Regions from separate parts of the Homo sapiens genome. Here region 1 is linked to region 2. Evidence: read pairs that join two places in POLR2A ChIA-PET (ENCODE). Cell type or tissue: GM12878. All regions are shown on one strand. Each heading gives the region's core, and the rest is flanking DNA. Links, peaks and the distances in the headings are about the cores only.

What was found. ChIA-PET counts read pairs that join two places held together with the same protein. Peaks named below come from ENCODE experiments on the same cell type or tissue, not always from the same donor. Only the 100,000 strongest peaks of a DNase experiment are listed, where the experiment ranks them.
Region 1: POLR2A ChIA-PET joins it to region 2 with 8 read pairs; 24 of 35 experiments call an interaction of 5 or more read pairs at or near these places.

What each region holds. Positions count from the first base shown.
Region 1 is chr19:40,617,462-40,619,961 of GRCh38, reverse strand. LTBP4 (latent transforming growth factor beta binding protein 4) reads right to left here. Exons shown (of 30, transcript NM_001042545.2): 22 at 469-615. Among named protein-coding and RNA genes, the nearest start is that of LTBP4, 17 kb to the right of the region's middle. In GM12878, for the core only: no CTCF peak of the experiment used is centred there; no DNase peak of the experiment used is centred there; H3K27ac peaks cover 481 bases.
Region 2 is chr19:40,559,145-40,575,535 of GRCh38, reverse strand. It overlaps SPTBN4 (spectrin beta, non-erythrocytic 4), which reads right to left. Exons shown (of 36, transcript NM_020971.3): 27 at 15,133-15,377; 28 at 9,975-10,113; 29 at 9,791-9,875; 30 at 9,177-9,373; 31 at 7,254-7,873; 32 at 5,810-5,879; 33 at 4,808-5,100; 34 at 3,344-3,517; 35 at 3,156-3,198; 36 at 1-125. Among named protein-coding and RNA genes, the nearest start is that of SHKBP1, 9.5 kb to the left of the region's middle. RefSeq lists a silencer at 4,471-5,040 and an enhancer at 5,271-5,340. In GM12878, for the core only: no CTCF peak of the experiment used is centred there; no DNase peak of the experiment used is centred there; H3K4me3 peaks cover 297 bases; H3K27me3 peaks cover 496 bases.

The DNA.
Region 1 (2,500 bases), core at 1-2,500, 51 kb before region 2:
TCTCAGTTCAGATGTCGTCTCCTACAGGAAGAACTCCCTAATCCTCTTCTCATGCTGGGCCAGGCGCCTCCTCCAAAACCCCCCTGGGCTTTCCCCGTCACAGTCTTGTTGATTTCTCTGGGTTGTCACTATCTGGTGATATCTCTGTCTGCCCCATTGGCTTGTGAGCCCCTTGAGGACAGACAGTGATCCCTTCTGGTCACTACTATGTTCTCAGTGCCCAGAAGATGGCCTGAACACAGTGCACACCCTGTGAACATTTGTTGAATGAAAGAATCTGGTAGAGTCAGGACCAGGGTCTAATTCTCCTGACACAGTCTCACTACCCATGTTAACTTATGTGTCTTTTGTTGATGTTTAAAACAACAGTATTTAGCTGATGGTAGCTGTCCACATCAGGAATGATTAGACCACGTGATTTTCCCATGGGGCCAGCCGCCATCAGTTAAATAGACACATCAGTCTCACCAGCAGAAGTTCGTGGGGGAACACAGCGTCCAGTCATGGGGTCAAACTCTTCCGGGCTGTTGGGGCAGACACAGAGGAAGGAGCCTTCGACATTTTCACACAGGGCAGCTCCACATACACCCTGTAGTGTTTCACACTCGTTCACATCTGTAAGCAGGAGACAACAGGGGAGAGGGACTCAGTGGTTATAAGCTTCTATGATTCCAAAGGTCCGAAAGTCTCAGCTTTCAAATATAATGTGTATATTTAATGGCCCAGATCCCATCATCTGTTTTTCTTCTAGTGAGAAACCTTGAATTTCCCTTGGGAACCCTGTGCTCCTCTATTTTCAATCCTGTTCTTTGAGTAGGGCTATATCTACTCTGAGAGGTGGGCACAAGTTCCAGGAATGACCAAACAGATGACGGCATTTCTCTGGTTCAGACATAGGCAGTGATCATGCTGGGTCAATCAAAGCCAGGCCTGGCGCTTTTGCTAGAAATATTGAAAAAAAAACCTCCCTTTTTAGCTCTCGGGTGGCCCACTGGAGATGTTAGCCCAGAGGTTCTAGGGCCACCTTCATCATTGTGAAAAATAATCTGCCTGAAAATCATGCAATAGAAGAAAGCAGAACTCAGAGAAGATAGAAATAGCCTTGTTAAAATTCCTGGATCCAGTTATGCCTGGAGTTCAAATATATCCCAAGACTTTATAGTTTTAATTCCCTTTAAAGAAATAAAACCTGTTGTGTTTGCATTTGTGAAAATTTACAGAATGTATAATTAAGATTGCTGCATTTCACTGTATATAAATTGAACGTTGAATGAAAATATCTGTAGGGTACAATGGCTCATGCCTGTAATCCCAGTGCTTTGGGAGGCCAAGGAGGGAGGGTTGCTTAAAGCCAGGAGTTTGAGACCAGTCTGGGCAACAGAGCAATAACTCATCTCTACAGGCCAGGCGTGGTGGCTCATGCTTATAATCCCAGCACTTTAGGAGGCCACGGTGGGCGGATCACCTAAGGTCAGGAGTTCAAGACCAGCCTGGCCAACATGGCAAAACTCCATCTCTACTCAAAGTACAAAAAATTAGCTGGGCATAGTGGTGGGCACCTGTAATCTCAGCTACTTGGGAGGCTGAGGCAGGAGAATTGCTTGAACCCGGGAGGTGGAGGTTGCAGTGAGCCAAGATCATGCCATTGCACTCCAGCCTGGACAACTAGAGCAAAACTCTGTCTCCAAAAAAAAAAAAAAAACTCATCTCTACAAAAATTAAAAACATTAGCTGGGCGTGGTTGCGTGTGCCTGTGGTAGCAGCTACTCGGAAGCTCAGTTCTGGAGGGAGGATGGCTTGAGCCCAGGAGTTAGAGGCTGCAGTAAGCTATGATCAAACAACCACACTCCAGCCTGGGCAACAGAGCAAGACCCCACCTCAAAGTAAAAAAAAAAAAGAGAGAAGAGAAGAATACATTGGTAAACACATATTGAATTCTGGTTAGTGATATGCATATTGAAGAATTTATGGGGAAGCAGACTGGTGCCTGCAATTTACTTTTAACTCTGTCCAAAAAATTAGATGGATTAATGGATAGATATGTGAGGAAGCAAGTGTAATAAAATGATAATATAATCTAGATCATGAGTAGGTAGGTGTTCATTCTATGATTCTCTCAATTTGCTTTGTGTTTAGAAATTTTCCTCATAAAATGTTAGGAAAGATTAATGTTTATGAACACTTAAGATTAGTACTTTATACATTTATACTTTATACATTTTTAAAAGAACACACACAAAAATAAAACCTGATTAAGTCAGGTTTCTGTCACCAGCCACTACAACAGTTCTGATTTTTTTTTTTTTTTTTTTTTTTTTGAGACAGGGTCTCACTCTGTCACCCAGGCTGGAGTGCAATTGCACAATCTTGGCTCACTGCAACCTCCACCTCTTGGGTTCAGGCAATTCTTGTGCCTCAGCTTCCTGAGTAGCTGGGATTACAGGCATTTGCCACCAGATCCGGCTAATTTTTGTATTTTTAGTAGAGACGGGGTTTCACC
Region 2 (16,391 bases), core at 7,033-9,532:
CCTTCCCTCTTAGGGTTGCCCTCATCTGTGGATGAAGTAGTGGGTAGTGTCTGGCCCCAGCGGGCGATCTCTGCGTGTTCCGCCACCGAGGAAGCTACAGCCTCCAGCCAGCCGTTCATCTCCTCCTGGGGGAAGAAACAGGGCACAGAGGCCGTATTTGGAAGAGAGAAGCTGGAATAATAGGTGAATTTCAGATCAGACTACCCTCTCTGAAATTCAGTTTTCTCATCTATTAAAAAGGGATGATGATGATGATGCAGTTACATAGCAATATGTGCCAGGCTCTGTTCCAAACACTTTAGTGGATTAATTCCCTTAAACCTATGCAATAGGATTGTATATACTTCCTACTACAGAGATAAATGACACAAACAATGATAATAATATGGGCAGGCACTACTAGAGCACTGATATTTACTAGGCCCTGTGCTAAGTATCAGTTTATCATGTATCAATTAAACATGGAGCAATTTAATTCTCACAGTAACCCTATGATAAGAGACTTTTTTTTTTTTTTTTTTGAGACAGAGTCTTGCTCTGTCCCCCAGGCTGGAGTGCAATGGCTCGATGTCAGCTCACTGCAACCTCCATCTCCCAGGTTCAAGAGATTCTTGTGCCTCAGTCTCCTGAGTGTCTGGGACTACAGGCACGTGCCACCATGCCTGGCTACTTTTTGTATTTTTAGTAGAGATGGGGTTTCGCCACGTTGGCCACACTGGTCTTGAACTTCTGACCTCAAATGATCTGCCCACCTCAGCCTCCCAAAGTGCTGGAATTACAGGTGTGAGGCACCATGCCAGGCCAAGAAACTATTTTTAATCTTCATTGTGCAGATAAGTAAAAGAAGGCATGTAGTGGGTAAAGGCCTACTTCTGGCCGGGTGTGGTGGCTCATGCCTGTAATCCCAGCACTTTGGGAGGCTGAGGCGGGTGGATCACCTGAGGTCAGGAGTTTGAGACCAGCCTGACCAACATGGAGAAACCCCGTCTCTACTAAAAATACATAAATTAGCCGGGCATGGTGGCGCAAGCCTGTAATCCCAGTCACCCAGGTAGCTGAGGCAGGAGAGTCGCTTGAACCCGGGAAGTGGAGGTTGCAGTGAGCTGAGATTGCGCCATGGCACTCCAGCCTGGGTGACAAGAGAGAAACTCTGTCTCAAAAAAAAAAAAAGCCCACTTCTTCATTGCATCTTGTGAAGATTGAATGAGATAACAAGTGTTAGTTATTACTCTCAACATCTCTTCAAACCACCTTTATGCTTGCCTCTCTCAGACTCCTCTTCCTCCTCTCCCCACAGGCCTGTGTGGCCCAGCCATGCGCTCTCCCACTTGGGTCCCTGCCCTGGCCGCGGCCTGGGCTACCCACCCAGGTAGCCAAAGGAATCTTTTTTTGTTTTGTTTTGTTTTGTTTTGTTTTGTTTGTTTGTTTTGTTTTGAGATGGAGTCTCGCTCTGTCGCTCAGGCTGGAGTGCAGTGGCGCAATCTCAGCTCACTGCAAGCTCCACCTCCCGGGTTCAAGCCATTCTTCTGCCTCAGCCTCCCAAGTAGCTGGGACTACAGGCGCCCGCCACCATGCCCAGCTAATTTTTTTGTATTTTTAGTAGAGACGGGGTTTCACCGTGTCAGCCAGGATGGTCTCGATCTCCTGACCTTGTGATCTGCCCGCCTCGGCCTCCCAAAATGCTGGGATTACAGGCGTGAGCCACCATGCCCGGCCTGTTTATTTTGTTTTTGAGATGGAGTTTTGCTCTTGTTACCCAGGCTGGAGTGCAATGGCGCTGTCTCAGCTCACTGCAACCTCTGCCTTCCGGGTTCAAGCAATCCTCCTGCCTCAGCCTCCCGAGTAGCTGGGATTACAGGCATGCACCATAAGAGATGGGGTTTCTCCATGTTGGTCAGGCTGGCCTCAAACTCCTGACCTCAGGTGATCCACCCGCCTCGGCCTCCCGAAGTGCTGGGATTACAGGCGTAAGCCACTGCGCCCAGCCAGGAATCTTTTTTACACATCACTGTAATCCCCCCTAGCTCTCCAGTGCCCTTAGGTAAAAAATCCAATCTCCTCCAAATGGCCCATCCTGTCCTGAGACACCTATCTCCTGGGAACCTTTCTGGGACCTTCTTCCATGAACTCTGCCCTCCAGCAGTTAACCCTTTGCAATACTGCACCTCTGGTCCTCTGCACTTGCAGTTCCCTCTACCTAGATCACCCACCCCCTCTTGTTTTTGAGACAGAATCTCACTCTGTCACCCAGCCTGGAGTGCCATAGTACAATCACAGCTCATTGTAGCCTTGACCTCCCTGGTTCAGGTGATCCTTCCACTCGGCCTCCTGAGTAGCTGGGACCACAGGCATGTGCCACCACTCCCGGCTAATTTATTATTATTATTACCCATAGAGATGGGATCTTTCCGTGTTGCCCAGGCTGATCTTGAAGTCCTGGGCTCAAGCAGTCTCCTGCCTTGGCCTCCCAAAGTGCTGGGATTACAGGCCTGAGCCATGGTGCCCAACCTGAATCACTCCTTTTTTTAGACCCCCACTGTCCCTCTGAATCACCCTTTTTATTTTTATTTTATTTTCGAAGGAAGTCTCGCTGTTGTCCCCCAGGCTTGAGTGCAATGGCTCCATCTCAGCTCACTGCAACCTCCGCCTTCCAGGTTCAAACGATTCTCCTGCCTCTGCCTCCCAAGTAGCTGGGATTAAGGCACCTGCCACCATGCCCAGTTAATTTTTGTATTTTTTAGTAGAGACGGGGTTTCACCATGTTGGCCAGGCTGGTCTCAAACTCCTGACCTCAGGTGATCTGCCCGTCTTGGCCTCCCAAAGTACTGGGATTACAAGCGTGAGCCACCGCGCCTGGCCAAATCACCCCTTTTTAAAGCGAACTCCCTCCATTCCAGTCTCACCTGAGTGACCACGGCAAAGATGTTGGACTTTGTCATCAGGATCTGCAGGCAGCCCTCCCTGAAGCCCTTCCCACTCCCCACTGGGTTAGGAACCTCCTTTGGGCTCTCAGTGCCTGTGGGCTTTCCCATTACAGCCCTGATAACTCTGGCCTGTGAGTGTCCCTTCTCACAGCCCCATCACTCTGGGTCAGGAGCCAGACAGCCAGGTCATTACTGAGGTCCACACAGAGGGAGGAAAGGACCAGATCTCACCTCATCTTTTGCCTGGAGCAAAAACTCACTGCCATCCTGGGTCCTGCAGGAAGGGACACAGGACTTCAGAGATCTGGGGAAGGGGCCCAGCCCACCTGCCCACCAAGTGTCCCCCAGGGAAGCCAGGGTCCCACTGGGAGTTGAAGCTGAGCCTTGGATCCCTCCCTCCTGCCCATTGGGGGGCTCACTGGAGCTTGAAGACATGCTTCTTTTTCTTGTAGTCACTAGCCACCTCGCTGGTGGCCTTGTGCAGGCTGAGCAGCGGTTCCCCACCGTGTGTGCTCCCGGATGCCGGGCCCTTGGAGTCCTTGTAGAAGCCCAGTTCCCCCTTACTAAGCACACAGTACAGGCTCACCCACGACCTGGAGCGACAAGATGGGGCTCAAGGCAGAGCCGCAGCACTCTGCCTAATAACTCTTCATTAACATCCTCAAGGTCTGAATATGTCTGAGCCTTCCTACCTCTGGACCTTTGCGCCCTAGTTGCGCCCTAGTTGGACCTAAAATGCTCTTCCTTAAGGCTGTTGCTGCCCTGAGGGGAGCATTTAAGTCTCTCAGTATCAAGCCTTTGCCCAGGCTGAGATTTCCCTTCCTTATCCCCTCCCATACTGAATTTCCTGAAGGTAAGTCTTAAGCTGTCTCCTCCATAAGCCTTTGCTCCACTCAATCCTCCCCACTCATGGAGCTTTCTCAAGGAAAGTCTATTGGTCTACTGTCTGGAATAAAGAATTCCTGTCTCTCCAGTCATCCAAAGCCTCGATCCTGGAGGAATCCCTCCCAAAGCAAAACATACTAGGTGCCCTTGTTTATTCCTACCTTGGCATTAGGTACGAGGAAGAAAGACCACCTACAGATTCCACTAGCAAAATCTGAATCTGTCCTGCCCACTTCATATCTTGGGACTCACTCCATTACTGGCCGGTGATACCCCTTTTTGGCTCCACTTGTCCCCAGATTCTGCCTCTCAGTTGGACAAAAAGAGGGTGGACAAGCAGGAGCTGGACTCCCCAAGAGCAGGCACATCATGGCTAGACCCTCATTTGGAAACCTGTAAGAGATGACTCCCCCTTCCCAACCCCTACCCTCATTAGTTTGGGCTCTGCCCGTTTTCGGACCCTCCCCCAATTTGAAACTTCAAGGGTAGACCCACCCCACTCATTGGTTGAGTGACCTCTCCAAGCTCCACGACAAGCCATTGAAACCTTCTCAACTAGATGCCTCCCTCTTTGCTATTTAGCTGATCAACTCCTGGGTTGGTTGCTAAGAGGTTAGGTTCCAATTTACTCACTTTCAGAACATTTTCCTTCTGTTCCCACCTAAGCTCTACCCATCATCCATTAGATGCACTAACCTTAGGTCCTGCCCCTTCCTGTTCATTGGTTGGAATCATCAAAGTTGAGCCCCACCCCTCATCTGGCCCCACCTACTACCCCCACGGGTTGGAGGGCCTGACGTTAAACCACACCCCCTCCTGCTCATTGGTTGGCTTTCTTGATTTAAGCCACCACCACCCCCCAGCTCTGGCCCCACCTACTACCGCCACCTGCTGGAGGGCCTGAAGTTGAGCCACACCCCCTCCTCAGTCCCACCGCTCCACGCAATGGTCACCCTGAGCCTGAGACCCGCCTTCCAAAGCCCCGCCCACACGCTCACCGGTTGGACGACTTGCGGTTAGCGTCGAGCTCGCGCTTGCGCAGTAGGAAGCCCTCGTGCTGCACTGTGTGAGTGGGCGGTGGCGGAGGCGCGGGGGCGGAGCCGCCCTGGGCCGGGGCGGAGCGCGAGCGCCGGCTTCCCCCGCCCTCACCACCCTCTCTGGGCCGCGGCCGCCGTCGCGGCTTGGGCCGGTCCCGCGCCCGGGGCCGGTCCGGCCGAGGTGTCCGCTCGGGCAGCTCAAGCCCGTTGGGCAGGCGACCTGGGGGAAGCTCGCGTGGCTGAGGCAGCGACGGCTGTGTGAAGGGAGGGGGAAGAGGGGTGCTGTCCATGGAGAGGGTGTGGGGGTCATCTGTTTGGGGGAGTCATGGGTCTGGGGTCCCATCTGTCTACAGGGCCATTTGTCTCGGAGGCGAGTATGGGAGGACCTCAGGGTTGGAGGCCCAATTCTTAGGGCCCCATGGGTCTTGGGAGTGAGTCTGTTAGGACTCATTGGTTTGGAATCTCTCTCGGTGGTGGAAAGAGGCAGCCAGATCTCTGGAGGTGGGGGTGCAAGCAGGGCGTGTCCCCACTGTCTGCAGGAGAAACCTGGGGCTTCCTTCTGTGTGTGTGTGTATGAGGCTATGAAGAAATTTGGGACCCCACTGAGCTGAAGAAATACGGAGTCCAGGACAGATGTGGGAAGAGTCTGTGTGTGTGTGTCTGTGTGTGTATCTGTGTCTGTGTGTCTGTGTGTGTGTGTCTGTGTGTGTGTGTCTGTGTGTGTGTGTGTGTGTGTGTGTGTGTGTGTGTGTGGAGGGGCAGTAGGGGTCTCTTAGGTAGGTGCCCCGTCTTTCTAAGGGGGACATTTTCAGATTCTGGGGACCCTGAGAGTCCATGCTGTCTCTGCAGGGTCCAGGTAGGGAATGGGTCCTGCCAGGGCTAGGCACTGGCTGTTTCTGAGATCCTGCCTCCTGCTCTGAAAAAGGGGTCCTCCTATCCCCACCCATCCGAGGCTCAACTTACCCCAGCAGGCAGCCCTGGGCCTGCCTCTTTCTCCTGCAGCTGTTCCACAATGTCAGCCAGGGTGGCCTTCCTGGGGGATGGGGGACAGAAAGACCCAGTGAAACCAGGGTTCCTTCTCCCATGGACCTGTCTGGCTGGGCAGAGGAGCCTCCACTTCTTAGCTGGAAGTGCCAGGCCCCTGCCCACTTCTGCAGCTGTTTCTCTCAGATGCTCGCCTTAGGTACCACAGGTGTTTGGGACGTGTCTGCTGAATGGAAGACCAAACCTCTCGCCCCTTTGAATTTTTTTTTTTTTTTTTTTGAGACGGAGTCTTTCTCTGTTGCCCAGGCTGGAGTGTAGTGGTGCATGATCTCGGCTCACTGCAACCTCTGCCTCCTGTGTTGAAGCGATTCCCCTGCCTCAGCCTCCCAAGTAGCTGGTACTACAGGCGTGCGCCACCATGCCGGCTAATTTTTGCATTTTTAGTAGAGACAGGGTTTTGCTATATTGGCCAGGTTGGTCTCGAACTTCTGACCTCAAGTGATCTGCCCGCCTCAACCTCCCAAAGTGCTGAGATTACAGGCGTGAGCCACCGCGCCCAGATGCCCCTTTGAATTTTAAGCAGCACAAAGAACAACTTGCAAACGTTGCCTTTCTCCACCCACCCCTGACTCTCCAGTCCCCCAATCGCCCCCATTCCAGCCCAGATAATTCTCGGTCATCATTGATGACAAGCCTGTTTTTCCCAATGGACTGTGAGTCTCTAAAGTCAGGGATGGGACTGGTTCAGTCACCGCTCGACTCAGCACATGCCAGGCAGAGTGGGCACTCAGCAAATGTTCATGAAATGTGCAATTTAAAAAGAATCAAGAAGTCATTGTCTCCTGACCAAAGGCCTCTTTCTGGAGACACACTCAGCTGACTGGACAGATCTGCACAACACACACTGGCCAACTCTGGATTCTGAAAGTCCTGGTTCGTTTAAGCTGAGTGACTTGCCCTTTTTGTGCCTCAGTTGCCCTAGTCATACAATGGAGAAGACAACAGCCCCCACTTCATAAGGCTGCTGAGAGAATTGTGATAAAGGGTCTCCTCTCCAATCAAGGAGGTGAGGGTTCCACCATTAGCCCAGTGGGCAAACTGAGGCACAGAGAGGACAAAATCCCTGCCTCGGGGCACCCGGGAGACTTGATGCAGGAGTCACAACCCAGGGGCCGAGAACCTACGTCTGGAGAAAGGCAGTCTGCCTTTTCTTTCAACAGGAAGGGCTCCCCTTTCTGTGTAACAATGGGCACATCGATTATCTTGCAGCTTCAGTTTACACCTCTGCAAAATGGGTACCGCGGCGATATCTCCTTCTTTGGGAAGTTCTGAGCCCTGAAGCCCTTTCACTGGGCCTGAGGGGTTCTAGGAGCTCTCCGCTTTCCCCTCCCCTCACTTTCTGGTCATAAGGCGGGCACCTCACCCCTTGACCAGGTCTCCTCTGATGGGCATCTCCTGTTCGCTGGACTCCTGCCGCTCCAAGCGCCGCTCACGCCGCTCGCGCCGCCGCTCCATCTGCTCATAGCGGCCCAGGGTAAGGCTGTGTGCCGCCTCGTGCTCCGCTGACTCCTGCCGCTCCGGCCGCCGCCTCCGCGCAGCCTCCTCGGATTGATCGACTGACTCTTGCCGCTCAGGCCGCCGCCTCCTGGGCAGCTCCTCCGCGCGATCAGCTGACTCCTGGCGCTCCGGTCGTGGCCGCACCTGCTCCGCCGCCGCGGGGGTCGCGGGGGTCTCCGCCGCGTCCTCTGGTGCGGCCGGCAGGGCCGCGGGCTCCACCCTCCCCGGGATCTCCGGCAGCCGGTCAATGCGCGGCTGGAGGCGCTCGGGCTTGAGCTCCTGGCGCACATACCCCACCCGAGTCCGCACCTCGGCCGAGAGCGTGTCCGAGGCTCGGCGGGCCAGGGGCTCCAAGCCCCTTTCATAGCCCCCTGGCCGCAGCAGGGGCGCCGCCTTGGCCGCCAGTTCCGTGGGGTCCCCAAAGAACTTGCGCCCCAGCAGTGGGGTAGGCGGCTGCTTGCTCTGTTCCGCTTTGATTTTCTCGATCTGAGGATGGAGGGACCAGGGTTAGGTTGGAGGCGTGGGGCCGGGGCGGGGTAAGGGGGAGGTCCGGGGAGGCGGCCTGGGTTTTTCTGCCTCATCACTCAATTGACCAGTTCCTTGAAAAAGCAAGGTGTCCAGGCCTGTGCGATGCTTTGCTCTCTGCCAAGAACTTAAAGCCTATTCTCTCCGGCAAACACCTATTGCTCTTTTAAGAATTGGCTAAATCACTTTTTTAAAAATTGGGTAAATCAATTGCTCTGCGTGCCTTTCTGACTCCCATTTCTCCTTCCTTAATGTCCCCCCACCCAGGACTTTAAGACTTTATTTATTTATTTATTTATTTATTTATTTATTTATTTATTTATTTTTGAGACAGTCTTGCTCTGTCGCCCAGGCTGGAGTGCAAGCAGCAAGATCATAGCTCATTGCAGCCTTGACCTCCAGTGCTCAAGTGATCCTCGAGTCTCAGTCACCCCTCTGAGTAGCTGGGACTACAGGCACGTGCCATCACGCCTGGCTGTTTTTTCTTTGTTTGCTTTTGGTTTTGGTAGAGACGGCTTCTCAGTATGTTGCCAAGGCTGGTCTTGAACTCCTGGGTTCAAGTGATCCTCCCGCCTAGGCTTCCAAAGAGAGTACAGGTGTGAGCCACCCCACCCAGCCTTTAAGCGGTTTTTTTTTGTTGTTTTTTTTTTATTGTTGTTGTTGTTTTGAGATGGAGTCTTGTTCTGTTACCCAGGCAGTGGCACGATCTTGGCTCACTGCAACCTCTGCCTCCCAAGTTCAAGTGATTATCCTGCCTCAGCCTCCCGAGTAGCTGGGATTACAGGCGTGCACCACCACGCCCAGCTAATTTTTGCATTTTTAGTAGAGATGGGGTTTCACCACGTTGGCCAGGCTGGTCTCAAACTCCTGGCCTCAAGTGATCCACCCATCTTGGTCTCCCAAAATGCTGGGACTACAGGCATGAGCCGTCACACCTGGCCTAATCCTTTTTATTACTACATTCTCTTCACCTAATTATTCAAGTCTCAGAATAGAATCCCCCAGGCCAGTTCCCCCTCCCACTCCCCCATCCCAGGCACTATCCCTCTGCTTGTTCTTCCCCTATCACATCCCTGACATTCTGGGCTGTCACTGGTGACAGGTCTGTCCCTCTGCTCCACTGGGAGCCTAGCAAGAGTCTGTCTTGGCACTCACACAACACAGGACCAAGCACCATGTCTCGGTGTGTCTGTCTCATATAGAGCCATGGGTGTGGGGGTCTTGGTGGGGGTGGGGGTAATGGGGCAGTATCTGGGGAGCTGACCGTGGTCAGGCGCCGCAGAGAGCTGAACCTCTCTTCCCAGGCTGCAGCCGCTTTGCGGAAGGCCTCATGTCGCCGGATAAGCTGCTCCACCTCATCCACGCTGCTGCCCAGCTCCCGGCTCTGCAGGAGCGGCTCCTGGGCTGTCAGCCAGGCATCAGCCACCACCGCCTCCTGGGCAAACTGGTGCACCTCCAGCACTGAGGAGGGGCATGCAGGGTAAGGATTCTGGGGCATCTGGGGCCCTTCCTGGGGGCAATGGCTGTTCCCCTGGCCTTCCACACCCCTCCGGCTTTCCATACCCGAGCCCTGACCATCCTGGGCTCTGCAGGAATGGCAGAGGCTGGGGCTATTTCAGTGGGCATCATTCCTCCTTTCTGACTCCCATTCCTCCTTCCTTAATGTCCCCCCACCCAGGACTTTAAGACTTTTTTTTCAAGGGTGGGTATTCAATGGCAAGGCAGCCCCCTTGTCCACCCTTCCAGGCCCTTATGTTTGCTTCTGGAGACCCATGGGTAGGGTGCAAAGCATGCTCCTGTCACCCTCTGGGCCTTGGCTGGACAGGCTGGAGCATGTCCCTGTGCCCTTGAACCACGTGTGCCTGGGCCCCCACTCACTCTGCTGCAGCCACTCCCAATGGCGGTCCCACTTTTCCGACACCTCCTCCTTCCTGGTTCCCAGCTTGTCCAGCTGTGCCTGGATCTGGGAGTGGCAGGTGGGTGGGAGGGAAGTCAGGGTGTGGAATGGCTTCCACCCCAATGTGCCCGGGTGGCAGAGGGGGACCCCCTCCCTGCTCCCCACCTCATCAGCCATGGCACTTTTGTTGAGCAGCAGAGATCGCCCCAGCTCCTGGCAGGTGGTCAGCTCAGGCACCCGCGCCTCCAGCTCAGTCTTCAGGCCCTGGTGGTAGTTCATGAGCACCTCCACTGATGACACGTCCCTGCAGTGGGTGGCAGGCAGGGATCTGAGCCACAGGGAGCCTCCTCAGCCTGCCCCATACATGTGGCTCCTGGTGACCCCAAATCCTTGAGGCTGACATCCCATACCACCTCAAGACACTTACTTTCTTTTCTTTTCTTTTCTTTTCTTTTTTTTTTTGAGATAAAGTCTCACCCTATGGCCCAGGCTGGAGTGCAGTGGGGCGATCTCGGCTCACTGCAAACTCCACCTCCCGAGTTCAGGCGATTCTCCTGCCTCAGCCTCCTGAGTAGCTGGGATTACAGGCACCTGCCACCACGCCCAGATAATTTTTATATTTTTAGTAGAGATGGGGTTTCTCCATGTTGGCCAGGCTGGTCTTGAACTCCTGACCTCAGGTGATCCTCCCATCTCAGTCTCCCAAAGTGCTGGGATTACAGGCGTTGAGTCACCAAACCAGACTGAGACACCTACTTTCGATGACCAAATTCTGAGGGTCCATGGTTCACTAATTCAATGATTCAAATTTTCCAAGTTTCTAAAATTTCACACTTTGGTGATTCTAACCTTCTAGGATTTCAAGATCCAAATTTTCCTTTTTTTTTTTTTTAATAGGGTCTTGCTCTGTTGCCCAGACTGGAGTGCAGTGGCAAGATTGCAGCTCACTTCAGTCTCAACCTCCTGGGCTCATGCAATCCTCCTGCCTCAGCCTCCTGAGTAGCGGGGACCACAGGTGCACACCATCACACCCAACTAATTTTTCATTTTCTGTAGAGACAGGGTCTTGCTATGTTGCCCAGGCTGGTCTCAAACCCCTGGGCTCAAGCAATCCACCTGCCTCAGCCTCCCAAAGTTCAAGGCTATGGGCATAAGCCACCACACCCAGCCAAGATCCAAATTTTCAAACTTTTTCTAGCTATGCTTCTGAAGGTTCCACTAGCCAATGATTTTAACGTTCCAAGTCTGTGCTCTCCAAGGCAGTAGCCACTAGACATGTGAGCACTTGAAATGTGGCCAGTCTGAATTTTGGTGTAAAGTGTAAAATGCACACCAGATTTTGTGGAGTTAATGTAAAAAAGAATGTAAAATGTCTCATTAATAGTTTTTTGTTGTTGTTGTGCAGTGGTGCGATCTCCGCTCACTGCAACCTCCCCCTTCTAGGTAGGTTCAAGCGATTCCCCTGCCTCAGCTTCCTGAGTAGCTGGGATTACAGGCACCTGCCACCATGCCTGGCTAATTTTTTTGTATTTTTAGTAGAAACAGGGTTTCAACATGTTTGTCAGGCTGGTCTCAAACTCCTGACCTCAGTTGATCCGCCTGCCTAGGCCTCCCAAAGTGCAGGGATTACAGGCGTGAGCCACCGCACCCAGCCTTTGTTTGTTTGTTTGTTTGTTTTTGAGACAGAGATTTGCTCTTCTTGCCCAGGCTGGAGTGCAATGGCGTGATCTTGGCTCACTGCAGCCTCCACCTTCTGGGTTCAAGCAATTCTCCTGCCTCAGCCTCCCGAGTAGCTGGGATTACAGGTGCCCGCCACCAAGCCTGGCTAATTTTTTGTTCTGTATTTTCAGTAGAGATGGATTTTTGGCATGTTGGCCAGGCTGGTCTCGAACTTCTGGCCTCAGGTGATCCGCCTGCCTTAGCCTCCCAATCTCAGCCGAGATTACAGGCATGAGCCACTGCGCCTGGCCTCATTAATAGTTTTGTTTCTTTGTTTTGGTTGTTGTTGTTTTTGAGATGGAGTCTCCTTCTGTCACCTAGGCTGGACTGCAGTGGTGCGATCTCCGCTTGGCTGAGATTGGGAGGCTGAGGCGGGCGGATCACCTGAGGCCAGAAGTTCGAAACTGCCTGGCCTCATTAATAGTTTTAATATTGACTACCTGTTGAAGTGATAATACTTTGGGTATGTCAGGTTAAATAAAAATGTATTACTAAAATTAAGTTTCATTTGCTTTGCTTTGTTAGTATGGCCACAAGAAGATTTTAAAGTATATATGTGGCTCGCATTTGTGGCTCGTGTTATATAACTATTGGACAGCACCATTCTAAGCCATCTTATGTCCAAAACAAATTCCAAGTTTCTGAAGGTTCCATCAGTTGGCAATCATAGCTTCATGCTATGGTTTGAATCTACCACCTGGGCTTAAGTGATCATCCTGGCTTAGCCTCCAGGGTAGCTGGGACTACAGGCATGCACCACAATGCCCAGCTAATTAAAAAAAAAAAATTTTTTTTTAAGACAGAATCTCGCTCTGTCACCCAGGCTGGAGTGAAATGGCATAATCATGGCTCACTGCAGCCTGACCCTCCTGGACTCAAGTGATCCTCCTCCCTCAGACTCCCAAGTAGCTGGGACAACAGGCATGCACACCACCATGCTTGACTAATTTTTTTCTTTTTTGTAGAGATGGGGTCTCACTATGTTGCGTAGGGTAGTCTCAAACTCCTGGCCTCAAGTGATCCTCTTGCCTTGGCCTCCCAGTGTTGGGATTACAGGCGTGAGCCACCTCTTTTGGCTAGATTGGCCAAATGTTGATGGTTGTTCAAGCCAAGTGTTCACGATACACATGTGGGTTACCTTTACTTCCCTGTATATTTAATTTTTTTTTTTTTGAGATGGAATTTCGCTCTTGTTGCCCAGGCTGGAGTGCAATGGCACAATCTTGGCTCACCGCAACCTCCGCCTCCTGGGTTCAAGCAATTCTCCTGCCTCAGCCTCCCAAGTAGCTGGGATTACAGGCATGTGCCACCACACCCGGCTAAGTTTGTATTTTTAGTAGAGATGAGGTTTCTCTATGTTGGTCAGGCTGCTCTCGAACTCCCGACCTCAAGTGATCCACCCACCTCAGCCTCCCAAAATGCTGGGATTACAGGTGTGAGCCACTGTGCCCAGCCTTTTTTTTTTTTTTTTTTTTTTTGACACAGAGTCTCGCTCTGTTGCCCAGGCTGGAGTGCAGTGGTACGATCTCAGCACACTGCAACCTCCACCTTCCAGGTTCAAGCAATTCTCCTGCCTCAGCCTCCCCAGTAGCTGGGACTACAGGCACATGCCACAACACCCAGCTAATTTTTGTATTTTTAGTAGAGGCGGGGTTTCGCCACATTGGCCAAGCTGGTCTCAAAGTCCTGTCCTCAAGTGATCCACCCGCCTTGGCCTCCCAAAGTGCTGGGATGACAGGTATAAGCCACCATGCCCGGCCTATTTTTCTCAAATGTACACATCACATCACTCCACTCTGCTCTAAACTCTCGCATGGCTCCCACGTTCCTCATAGAGAAGGCATGCTCCTCACCATGTGTGGTTTCCAGGGCCCCAGTGCCCCTCTGTACTCACTTCCTCTCACCCTACACTCCCTCACTCCCTCCCTCCATCTGGCCACAGTGATCTCTAGCTTTTCCTCACACATGCCTAACTACAGCCCACTTCTGGGCCCTTGCACTTGTGGGTCCCTCCACCTAGAAAACTCTTCCCTCAAAACTTTACCTGACTCACCCATCACTTCATTCAGGTCTCCAGTCAAACGCACATCCTCAGAGAGACTTTGCCAGCTATCATTCCCTTCCTATGTATGTATATATACCCACGCTATATTTCATTTTTTTTTCTTTTCTTTTTTTTTTTTTTGAGACGGAGTTTTGCTCTTGTCACCCAGGCTGGAGTGCAGTGGCACGATCTTGGCTCACTGTGACCTCCACCTCCCGGGTTCAAGCGATTCTCCTGCCTCAGCCTCCCAAGTAGCTGGGATTACAGGTGTCCACCACTATGCCTGGCTAATTTTTGTATTTTTAGTAGAGACGGAGTTTTGCCATGTTGGCTAGGCTGGTCTCAAACTCCTGAGCTCAGGTGATCTGCCTGCCTCAGCCTCCCAAAGTGCTGGGATTACAGGCGTGAGCCACTGTGCCCCATCCCCATGCTATATTTCAGAAAGTAATAAGTGCTATGAGAATGCAATCTGTCTCAGGGCAAGTGCTTGGCCTTGCTCACCACATGGCACACCATATGCATTTAATACATATTTGCTGAGTAAATGAATGCAGGCTGCAGGATCTGCATTCCCAGAAGCAATGCCAGGTGTCCCTGATTCCCTAGGTCCTTTTCTTCCTAGCCACACCATGAAACTAAATTTCCAGCCTAGGTCAGGCACGGTGGCTTATGCCTGTAATCCCAGCACTTTGGAAGGCTGAGGCAGGTGGACCACTTGAGGCCAGGAGTTTGAGACCAGAGTGGCCAACACGGTGAAACCCTTTCTCTACTAAAAATACAAAATTAGCCAGACGTGGTGGTGGGCGCCTGTAGTCCCAGCTACTTGGGAGGCTGAGGCAGGAGAATCGCTTGAACCTGGGAGACGGAGGTTGCAGTGAGGTGATATTGTGCCACTGCACTCCAGCCTGGGCAACAGAGCAAGACTCCATCTCAAGAGAAAAAAAAATTTGCAGCCTCCCTGGCAGACAGGTTAGGCCACCGGGCTGGCAGTGTGTGGGTGCCGGCTTTATCCCTAAAACCTTCTGTGTGATCCTCCTGCTATCTTTTCCCATCTGCAGCGGGATGCAGAGGGTCCAGCATGTGACTCCCAGGGTGGCATGATGGAAGGACCCTGGCTCCCAATCACCAGGGGACAGGATTCTGCTGGACACTCACATCCAACCACTATGTGAGCAATAAGCCCATGCCCACTAATGAAGCCACTGAGATGCTGGAATTGTTAGAATTCTTCACCCACCCTCACAAATACAGTCCCACACCTCCCTTGCCCATCCTGTCTTTAGCCTGTTTCATGCTGTGACATCCCATGGAGAGGGTAATAATAGGCAACTGGGAAGGACAGCGGACAGAAGGATGCCCCATGACCGAAGTCCCCAATGACAGGCCTAAAAAAGGGGTCTGAATACACACGAAGCACCTAGAACAGTGCCTAGCACACAGAGGCGCCACACAGATATTGGCTGTTGTCATTCCATTGAGAAGGGGGCTGTCAATGGGCTGGGGGTGGCTGGGGTAGGCCACCAGGGGGAGGCAGGAAGCCCGAGGAGGGATGAGGGGCACCTGGGCTTGTCGGCTGCCCCAATCTGGCTGGCGATGCCATCCATCCAGGAGAGCAGGTCGCGGACTTGGCTGTGGAAGCGCAGGGCGTCGGCTGTGGAGCTGACATGCAGGCGGGCATCCTCACAGGCTGACAGCAGCTCTTTCCAACCCTGCAGCACCTCCTGCTCCCGGCTAGCGATGGCCTCGGCATGTTCACCCGCATACACCGTCCGCAGCTGGGCCGCCCCCTCCTGCAGCTGCCGTACCTGAAGGGCATGCCAGGTCGGGCGCCAGCCCTCCACGGGGCCCAGGCTGTGCCCTCCCTCCCACCATCTGCTCCAGCGCAGAACCTCAAGATATAAGGAGCCTCACACTGTGATCCCACAGCCAGGCTCCTGTCATATCTGCTGCCTGATTTCTCTTTGACTTACCCGCATTCTGACTTCTTTTAGATCTACTACCACATCTCTTTCAACCCACTGCCTGATTTCTTTTGGTCTGAGAGCTTTATTTCTATTGGGTCTGCCACCTGTGTTTTCAGGCAGGCCCACCCCTACCTTGGGTCTTTCAGGAAACCCCTTTCCACTTTGATGTCTTTTAGATGTGCTAATTTTTTTTTAACTCAGTTTATTTCAAACCCACTCCTTCATAGTAGCCCAGTTTCCTACACGACGGCTGTTCAATTGCCATTACTCCCCTGCCCAATTTCCATTCATTCTGCTGTATGAGCTCTGCTCACTCTATCTTTTGGGTTTTGGGTTTTTTGTTTGTTTTTCTGAGACAGGGTCTTGCTCTGTTGCCCAGGCTGCAGTGCAGTGGCACAAACACAATTCACTGCAGCCTTGACATCCCGGGCTCAAGTGATCCTCCTGCCTCAGCCTACTAATAGCTGAACTACAGGTGCATGCCACTGTATCAGGATATATACATATATGTTGTAATAGAGATGGAGTCTTACTATGTTGCCCAGGCTCATCTTGAACTCCTGGGCTCAAGCAATCCTCCCAGGTTGGCCTCCCAAAGTGCTGAGATTATAGGCATAAGCCACTGTGCTCAGCCTGCTGCTCACTCTGTTGGTTCAATCTCCTGATTTATTTTGGTGTGACCTCCCCATCTCTAACAGATCCACCACTTATTACTATGAATCTCTCAGCCTGATTTCTAAGTCATTTGTAGGATTTATAAAAAATAACTGGGCTGGGCGCGGTGGCTCATGCCTATAACCCCAGCACTTTGGGAGGCCAAGGCGGGCAGATCACTTGAGGTCAGGAGTTCAAGAT